2 separate regions of the Homo sapiens genome follow, and region 1 is linked to region 2. Evidence: read pairs that join two places in POLR2A ChIA-PET (ENCODE). Cell type or tissue: PC-9. All regions are shown on one strand. Links, peaks and the distances in the headings refer to the core of each region. The heading gives the core; the rest is flanking DNA.

Region 1 (4,397 bases), core at 311-4,310, 75 kb before region 2:
ATGCCTGTAATCCCAGTACTTTTCGGGGCATAAGCTGGTGGATCACCTAAGGTCGGGAGTTTGAGACCAGCCTGGCCAACATTAGTGAAACCCCGTCTCTACTAAAAACACAAAAATTATCCGGGCATGGTGCCACGTGCTTGTAATCCCAGCTACTCAGGAGGCTGAGGCAGGAGAATCGCTCGAACCCAGGAGGCAGAGGTTGCAGTGAGCTGAGATCGCACTACTGAACTCCTGCCTGGGTGACAAAGTGAGACTCCATCTCAAAAAAAAAAAAAATTCTAGAAAACACCAACTAATCTGTATTGAAAGAAAGCATATCAGTGTTGGAGCGTTGGCTAGGGAATGAGGAATGGGTGGGGAAGATCAAGAGGGAGGCATTGCCAAGGGGTCCAAGAAAACTTTGAGGGGGATGAAGATGTGTACTTTTTGAGATGATAGTTTTGCTGGTGTATACATCTATCAAACTATATACTTTAAATATGTGCAGCTTATTGTCTGTCAGTTACACCCCCAACAAAGTTGCTTTTTTTAAAAAAAAGGCGGTGGGGGGGTCGGGTGCGGTGGCTCAGGCCTGTAATCCCAGCACTCTGGGAGGCGGGGGCGGGTGGATCACCTGAGGTCAGGAGTTCGAGACCAGCCTGACCAATATGGTGAAACCCTGTCACTACTAAAACTACAAAAATTAGCTGAACATAGTGGCATGCGCCTATAGTCCCAGCTACTCGGGAGGCTGAGACAGGAGAATTGGTTGAACTTGGGAGGCGGAGATTGCAGTGAGCCGAGATCGCACCACTGCACTCCAGCCTGGGCAACAGAGTGAGATTCAGTCTCAAAACAAAACAAACAAACAAACAAACAATCTGTTGCCAGTTTCCTAGGAATGCTCTGGGCTTATTCTCTGCATTTTCCCACCCTGCCTCTCCCCTCCTCCCCCTCTCCTCTCCACAAAAGGGAACACATCACACAGGCTGTACTGCTCCTTACTTTGTCAGTCTCTGGTGTGTTTTAGGCTTATTCCATATCAGCACACAGGCTTTGCCTCATTCTTTTTGGTGGCTGTGTAGTTCTGACCTCAGTGCTCTAAAGCCATGCATTTAAGTGATTTGTCCTCTGCTTGTTCAGCTCTGAAATTTGTCATTACGCAGGCTTAACCCTGTATCAGTTAGGAGCCGCTTTTCTATTCCACCCTCTTATTGTTAATATGTGAGTCCAAGAGATTATGAGTTAATTGAGGGCAGGGACTCACATATCCACATCTCTATCTTCCACCAAAAAATAATGTTCTGCTCTGCAAATAGCAAATACAAAAAGCACAGCACAAAGTTCGCATCCAGCAGGCTTCATCCCAGCAGAATAAGCGAGAGGGACTCAGCACCAGTCAGTCCCATTTTGGTTAGTGAGAAGGTGGTGCCTTAGGGAAGAACACTGCATACTTCGAAGGCTGCTCTAGGGTCTGTAATCACAGCCCTCTGTGTTTGGGTTCATTCACACGGTGTTTATCTTCTGGGATTTGCTCCACAACACCCTTCAGGAAGGGTTTTGAAGGTTGTGGAAAAATCAGTGTGTGCAGCCAACAAAAGGGCAACAAGCCAATTGTGGTTATACAGGGCTGTTTTAAGAGTCAAGTCATGTTTGGGATGGGGGTGGGGTGCACAGTCTTGTATCAAGCATTTTCTGTAGCAGAGCTCAATCAGCATCTACAAGGCAGGGCTGGGCCACTCCTGCCTCTGAGCCTGTCTTCAGTAGTGGGTGCCTTTGTAACGAGCCAGCCTGTCCCCGGACCCAGGCAGAGTGACAAAACAGCTACACATTCATGAAGAACACTGGCTGTCTCCATAACAACCACGGTTAACATGACTCTGTAGAACTATGGGCGTGGCCCTTGGGTCTCCTGGCCTGGCTACCAACATGCCTGTGGCTTCTCATTGGGCCCCGTGAGTGCTGGCAGGGCTGTGAAGCAGGTGTGACTAATGGGTCAGCTCCCCGCTGGGACTGTGACCCTGAAGCTAACAAACCTAAGGGCAAGGCCAGGCGCAGCAGCTTTCTGAGTCTCTTCTGAAGTGGCTTGAAGTCGATACTGTGTGTGTATGTAAGATCTAGCCTGAAGGAAGGCGCTTTGTTCAGTTGCTAACTTATTTTCTTGGTGGTAAGCTTTAGATATCACTTAGCTTTTATGTTTGCTTGTTTTGTTACAGATTAAGTAGCTGTCATAAGAAAAAGGACTATTTACTTACTATCTGGAGTCTTGTTCTGTTTGATACCCCTAGGCACATGTTCAATTCAGAGATAAGAGCCCTGGAAGTTATAGATTGCAAACAGTTTTTTCCCTGAAAACAAAACTGACATATTTATATACAATGATAAATACATAGATAGACTAATGATCAGTTTATGGATATTTGGCAATATGCCTCTCAATAATCATCACATTATTCATAATGTTTATAAATTCATAAATATAAGCGCACATTACAGCAACTTATTAACAATGTTCTATAAGCCAGAAAAGCACCATGAATACAAAATAAATTATTATAGTTCCTGAACAGTACTTTTACCTGCTAAATATTTTGTGGCCTTCAACAGCTCAGCCAGACAGTCAAAAGGAGAGCAACTTAGCAGAAGATTTTGGTCTAGCTGAGGATTCAGATCACTGAAGAACTTAAGTTTAGGCTGTTAAACAAAATTATGGGAGCCCGTTATTTTGGACTGAACTCCTGTACTAGGCCCCAACAGACGAGACCAAACCAAAATGGAGTCATTCATGCTAAATGCCTCGTCATCAAATAGAAGCTTTAAGGAAGCAGATAGATCCAACATAGACTAGTTTTTCTTGAGAACAGAAGATTCCAGTCTACCTGTGTCAGTGCAATAAGGAAGTCCTCTCTGCTTTAATTTTTACACAAAAAGTAACCTCATGTTAGCCAATCCGACTTTAAAATTTTTTTTTTCCTATTTCCTTGTTCTCACCTTACAAAACCCACTGTTCTGCTGCTGTCCAGCAGGAACCCTCATGCTGTTTTGTAGAATGGAAGCTGCCCTGATTCATGAATTGCAAATAAAAGCCAATTAGATCTATAACTATATTTGTTGGAATTTTGTCTTTTGACAAGACCAACTGGACCTTCCCTTTCTTGGTTAAAATCTGCAAGACTCTTCTTCCTTGGTCACACTGGACAATTGGCTTGTTAGAGCTGCAGTCAGGGGAACCTGGGAGAGACTCACCTTGCGAAGAAGACAAAGGCCACGGTGCTAATGGTGGTGGTGCAGGTATCCTGAGATGGCCAGAGCTCAGAGAAGTTCATGTCAAGAGGTGACAAGCCACAGTGAATTTACGGAATTTTTGTTTCTATGTTTATGGAAATTTATGTGTGCACTCATGCCGTGTTATGGACTGAATTGTGTCCTCCCAAAATGCATATGTTGAAACCCTAACGTCTAAAGTGACAGTATTTTGAGGTAGGGCCTCTGAGGAAGTAATTAAGGTTAAAGAGGTTATAAGAGTGGGGCCCTAGTGATGAGATTTGTGCCCCTGTAAGAAGAGACACCAGCCCTCACTATCTCTCCCTGTCCCTCTCTCTTTCTGTCTGTCTTTCTGCCATGTAAGGACACACAAAGAAGGCAGCCACCTGCAAGCCAGGAAGAGAGCCCTCACCAGGGACCAAAATGGCCAGTGCCTTGATTTTGGACTTCAGCCTCCAGGAGAGTAAGAAATAAATTTCTGTTTCTTAAGCCACCTAATCTGTGATATTTTGTTATGGCCATTTGAACTGACTCAGACAGCCAGGATCACTTATTTAGTTGTTCATTAATTTATTGATCCATTCAAGAAATTCAACAACTCTCTATTGAGTGCTTTATGTACCAGGCACTGTTTTTGGAGGTCAGGATGCATCAGTGACAGAAGACAAAAAGATTCCTACATTGTAAGCTTACCTGTAGGGACAGTAAACAATCAACATTAGAAGTAACTAAATCTGTGGTGATGATACTATACATTTTGTGATGTACCTTAACAGTACATAAATGTCTTTTACACCCATTATTGCATCTGACCTGGCAGACCCCGGGAGGTATGAGGAAATGAAGCCCACTCTCCAGGTCACATGGCTGGTACCAATTATAGTAGTAGCTAATAAGTATTTAGCTGCTTATTATGTGCTAGGAGCTGTTCTATGTGTGTGTTAACTCATTGAATCCTAGCAACAATTCTAGAAGTTGTTTTCTACAATAAAGGCACAGAGAAGTAATTTGTTCAAGGTCAGCTGGGTGCAGTGGCTCACACCTGTAATCCCAGCACTTTGGGAGGCTGAGGCGGGTGGATCATGAGGTCAGGAGTTCAAGACCAGCCTGGCCAAGATGGTGAAACCCCATCTTTACTAAAAATACAAAAA
Region 2 (4,397 bases), core at 217-4,216:
CTCAGCTTCCCAAGTGGCTGGGATTACAGGCATGAGCCACCATGTCCCAGAACTGTGAGCCAAATAAACTTTTGTTCTTTATAAATAACCCAGTATGTGGTATTCTGTTATAGCAGCAGAAAATGGATGAAGACACTGCTCTAACCCTAGAATCAGCTTCTTCTCAAGGAACCCTGATTCTTTTGATTGGAGAATTTTATTAGAAATCAAGATTTGTGCACTGGGTGTGTTGTTGCTACTGGGGTGTCATTGCTTCTAGAACCTTTCAGTGGACAGGGCTAGGAAACATATGTATGCATGCTAACCCAGCTTATCTGTAATTATTTGTGTGTGTGTGTATATATATATATATATGTGTGTGTGTGTGTGTGTGTGTGTGTGTGTGTGAGTTCATAATGATGTCTCTGACTCTACTCTAGTACCACTTAATTCATTCTCACCTTCATGAGGGTGATTCTTCAGAAATGAAAGATCGGAAGTGAGAGAGTGAGAAAAGGAAATGATCAGGGCAGAATTAGGTCATATAGAATTAGAGGAAAATATATTCACTTATTACAGAACTGAAAGTAATCTTGGAGAACCTGTCACACATTGTCATCCAACTTGTTTATTTAACTGGTGAGAAAACTGCAATTCGATAGGGGCTATTCAGGGTCTTAGAGCTAGTTAGCAGCAAAGTAAAGACTCCTTGTTCTGAGAACAGCTTCTTTTGCCCTGGCTATAGGATACAGTCTCATTGGCTAGGTACTTTTCTTTTGAGGGCAAATAGATAAGGAACTGCCCAAAGATTTCAGACAGAGGTGACAGCCTCAGTTTTTATAATGCACAAGGACTGCCCACAAAATGACCAAAGTGATTGAGACACAATATTTTTCCCTCAAAAGCTTAAAGCCTGATGGAGGAAGCAGAATTCATACAATGTGCAAGAACTTAAATAGAAACGGCTTAGACAGGTGCGGTGGCTCACAGTTGTAATCCCAGCACTTTGGGAGGCTGAGGTGGGTGGATCACTTGAGGTCAGGAGTTCGAGACCAGCCTGGCCAATGTGGCGAAACCCCATCTCTACTAAAAAATACACAAATTAGCCGGGTGTGGTGGCAGGCACCTGTAATCCCAGGTATTCGGGAGCCTAAGGCAGGAGGATCACTTGAACCTGGAGGTTGCAGTGAGCTGAGATCGTGCCATTGAACTCCAGCCTGGGTGACAGAGCAAGACTCTGCCTCAAAAGAAAAAGAAGGAAAGAAAGAGAGAGAGAGAGAGAGAGAGAGAAAGAAGGAAAGAAAGAAAGAAAAAAGAAGGAAAGAAAGAAAAGAAAGAAATAAGAAAAAAAGAAAGGAAGAAAGAAAGAGAGAAAAAGAAAAAGAAAGAAAAAGAAAGAGAAAGAAAGAAGGAAAGAAAAGAAAGAAAAAAGAAAAAAGAAAGGAAGAAAGAAAGAGAGAAAAAGAAAAAGAAAGAAAGAAAGAAAGAAAGAGAAAGAAAGAAAAGACTTAAAGAGCTCTGGGTGCACAGAAGTGTAAGTGATTATTTGTGCCTTGGCAGGTGGGGCAAATTTGTCAGGGTAGGATTTCACAAGTGAAACCCAACCCAGATAAATTGAGGAATTCTCCCAAGGTAACTCATCAAGAAGTGTGGACACCAAGTATTTTTGCACACACAGGACAGCCTCTCTTTTTAACAAGGTGAGAGCTTGCCTGTGGCCTTATTCACGAGTCCATGAATCTCAGTAGTTTTCACTCTATGCAGCATTTTGCAAGGTGGAGTGGAAAGCATTTCACTTTGCTTTTGCTGTTTTCAAGATATGTCCCATGGCATGGCAGCCAGATAAGATACTATTGGGGTGCTTTCTCTGAGTGACCTCCCAAGCTTCCCTGGCTTGCTCACGACTTAGAGCTCCCGGTCCTGGGAGGCAGACAGTGGAAAACTCAGAAAGAGGTCAGAATTTTGGGAGCAAGATTTTTCTAGGGAAAGACGGAATCCCTTCAGAAACTACTGATGGGGTTAGGGGATGGAAACCAACAACAGTCAGTTGGTCGAGTTTATCTCCTTAGTACAGGGTGAGATGGCTAAGCTGAAGTGGGTAGTTTTGGATAGCTGGTTGAGCCGCATGCTGGGGCAGTGCCTGACTCAAATCCATGTTCTTACTATTAGCCACTAGGGGGCAATAGCATGCTGAGGATGCTACTCAACTTTGACCCTTAATATGATTAATTTTAGAGATATGTAAGCTTCAAAATCTTCAAATGTTAAAGTTAAATAAACTTTTATTCGGGGCAGAGATGTTCACAGCATCATGGATTCATTTAAAAAGCAAACTTGAGTATGTTAAAAAAAGATTCACTTTTTTTTTTTTCAAAACTGCGTTTACTTACCACTTGTTAGGGATATATAAAAATGTACAAAATAATAATATTAAAATTCTTATTAGATTAATAGCATGCGTTCTATTATGTTGTGATCACTACTCTTTGTGATCATGTATGTTCTATTATGTTGTGATCACTACTCCTTGATTTGTTGGGATTCATTTCCATATTTCTATATCACTATAAAGCAAATAAAAGAACAAGTAAAATGTGTCTATTTCAAATACCTGAATTTATTTTATGGAAAAACAGAGTGTAAACAATGCCTTTATTCCAGAACCCTTCAAAGCATTTTATTTCTCCTAACTTCTCTACTGTCCTCAGTCTCTTTGATTTTTTTCTCCTATTTGATATTATCTTAATTAAGACTCTTTGGGTGGCAAATAACAGCTACCAACTCAATCCAGCTTAAAGCAAAATAGGGGAGTTTATGATAATATTTCACATGTTGAGGCTCAGAAAACAGTACTCCAAAATGAAGGCCTCAGAAGCAAAAGTGTTTCTCCAGCCTCCTGCCCTGCTGTCTCTCGGTCCCATTCTCCCCCAGGCTAGCCATAGAAACTAGGATTCCCCTTCCCCAGGGTGAGTCAGAGAAACCAGAATCCCTTTTCCCCAAAGCCAGCCATAAACCTAAAAATATTACTCTAACCTTCCCTCTACCTTTCTGTGCAAAAACTAGCTGTGAAGAAATTATCTGACCAACGCTGTTTGACTATAAGTCATAAGACCCCCATTCCAGAGAGGGCCCTGCCCCACACCCCGAAGGAAGGAATGCTGCTCAGAAAGGCCAAGAAGAATCTAGGCAGACAGGCCTTGCAGGGTTACCCGCCTCTGTCTGTTAGCATAAAATCATATTTTGTCCAATCACATTTCTACACCGCTGTCCGTACTTTGTTGAACCCAAGCATAAAAATGGACAATTTCTCCTGTATCTTTTTTTTTCTTTTTTTGAGAAAGAGTTTCACTCTTGTTGCCCTGTTAACCAGGCTGGAGTGCAATGGCGTGATCTCAGCTCACTGCAGCCTTCATCTCCCGGGTTCAAGCGATTCTCCTGCCTTAGCTTCCCGAGTAGCTGGGATTACAGGCTCCTGCCACCATGCCTGGCTAATTTTTTGTATTTTTAGTAGGGACAGAGTTTCACCATGTTGGCCAGGCTGGTCTCGAACTCCTGACCTCAGGTGATCCACCTGCCTCGGCCTCCCAAAGTGCTGGGATTACAGGCATGAGCCACTGTGCACGGCCCTCCCCTGTATGTTTGGGTCTTCATTCTGAAGGCTCCCAAGGAATACATGTTAAATAAATTTGCATTCCTTTTCTCTAATTAATCTGCCTTTTGTGAGTTGATTCATCAGCTCTTCCTTGGCCCCTACACAGGTGTGTCTCATGGAGCTGGAAAGCAGGGCCGTAGCCAGAAAAAGCATAGATTGAGGAACTGGGAAGCTACTGAAGACCAAGTATCCATTCTCTTGGTTATTTTCTCAAGTCAGATTGTTTCTTGTCTGACCCTTCCTATGTTATTCTCTTGCTGTGAACAGTGTGTACTTCGCCTCTGTGCATCTTGTTGAAAGGGTTACCCAGAGCTCCTGGGATTGTTGGATAACATGATCATTCTGTTTTTAATTTTTTTGAGGAAACTCCATACTGTTTTCCAAAGTGGCTGTGCTAATTTACATTCCCACCAACAGTGTACAGGGGTGCATTTTATCAGCATCCTCACCGACACTTGTTATATTTTATCTTTATTATAGTATCCAGTCTAGCAGGAGCAAGGTGATATTGCATTGTGGTTTTGATTTGCATTTCCCTGATAATTAGTGATTTGGTGCAGTTTTTCATCTACCTGTTGGCCATCTCCATGTCTTCTTTTGAGAAATGTCTCATCAGGTCCCTTACCCATTTTTATTAGAACTCAGGATTAAGAAACTCACTCAAAACTGCACAACTACATGGAAACTGAACAACCTGCTCCTGAATGACTACTGGGTACATAATGAAATGAAGGCAGAAATAAAGATGTTCTTTGAAACCAGTGAG

Evidence for each region. Peaks named below come from ENCODE experiments on the same cell type or tissue, not always from the same donor. Only the 100,000 strongest peaks of a DNase experiment are listed, where the experiment ranks them.
Region 1: POLR2A ChIA-PET joins it to region 2 with 5 read pairs; 4 of 35 experiments call an interaction of 5 or more read pairs at or near these places.

What each region holds. Positions count from the first base shown.
Region 1 is chr9:86,125,620-86,130,016 of GRCh38, forward strand. It overlaps LOC101927623 (a long non-coding RNA gene), which reads left to right and starts at 1,921. Exons shown (of 5, transcript NR_110996.1): 1 at 1,921-3,462; 2 at 3,611-3,709. In PC-9, for the core only: no CTCF peak of the experiment used is centred there; DNase peaks (open chromatin) are centred at 1,912 and 2,902; H3K4me3 peaks cover 396 bases; H3K27ac peaks cover 2,443 bases.
Region 2 is chr9:86,200,333-86,204,729 of GRCh38, forward strand. No RefSeq gene overlaps it. Among named protein-coding and RNA genes, the nearest start is that of C9orf153, 57 kb to the right of the region's middle. RefSeq lists a silencer at 2,134-2,183. In PC-9, for the core only: a CTCF peak has its summit at 2,176 (motif pointing right); a DNase peak (open chromatin) is centred at 2,169.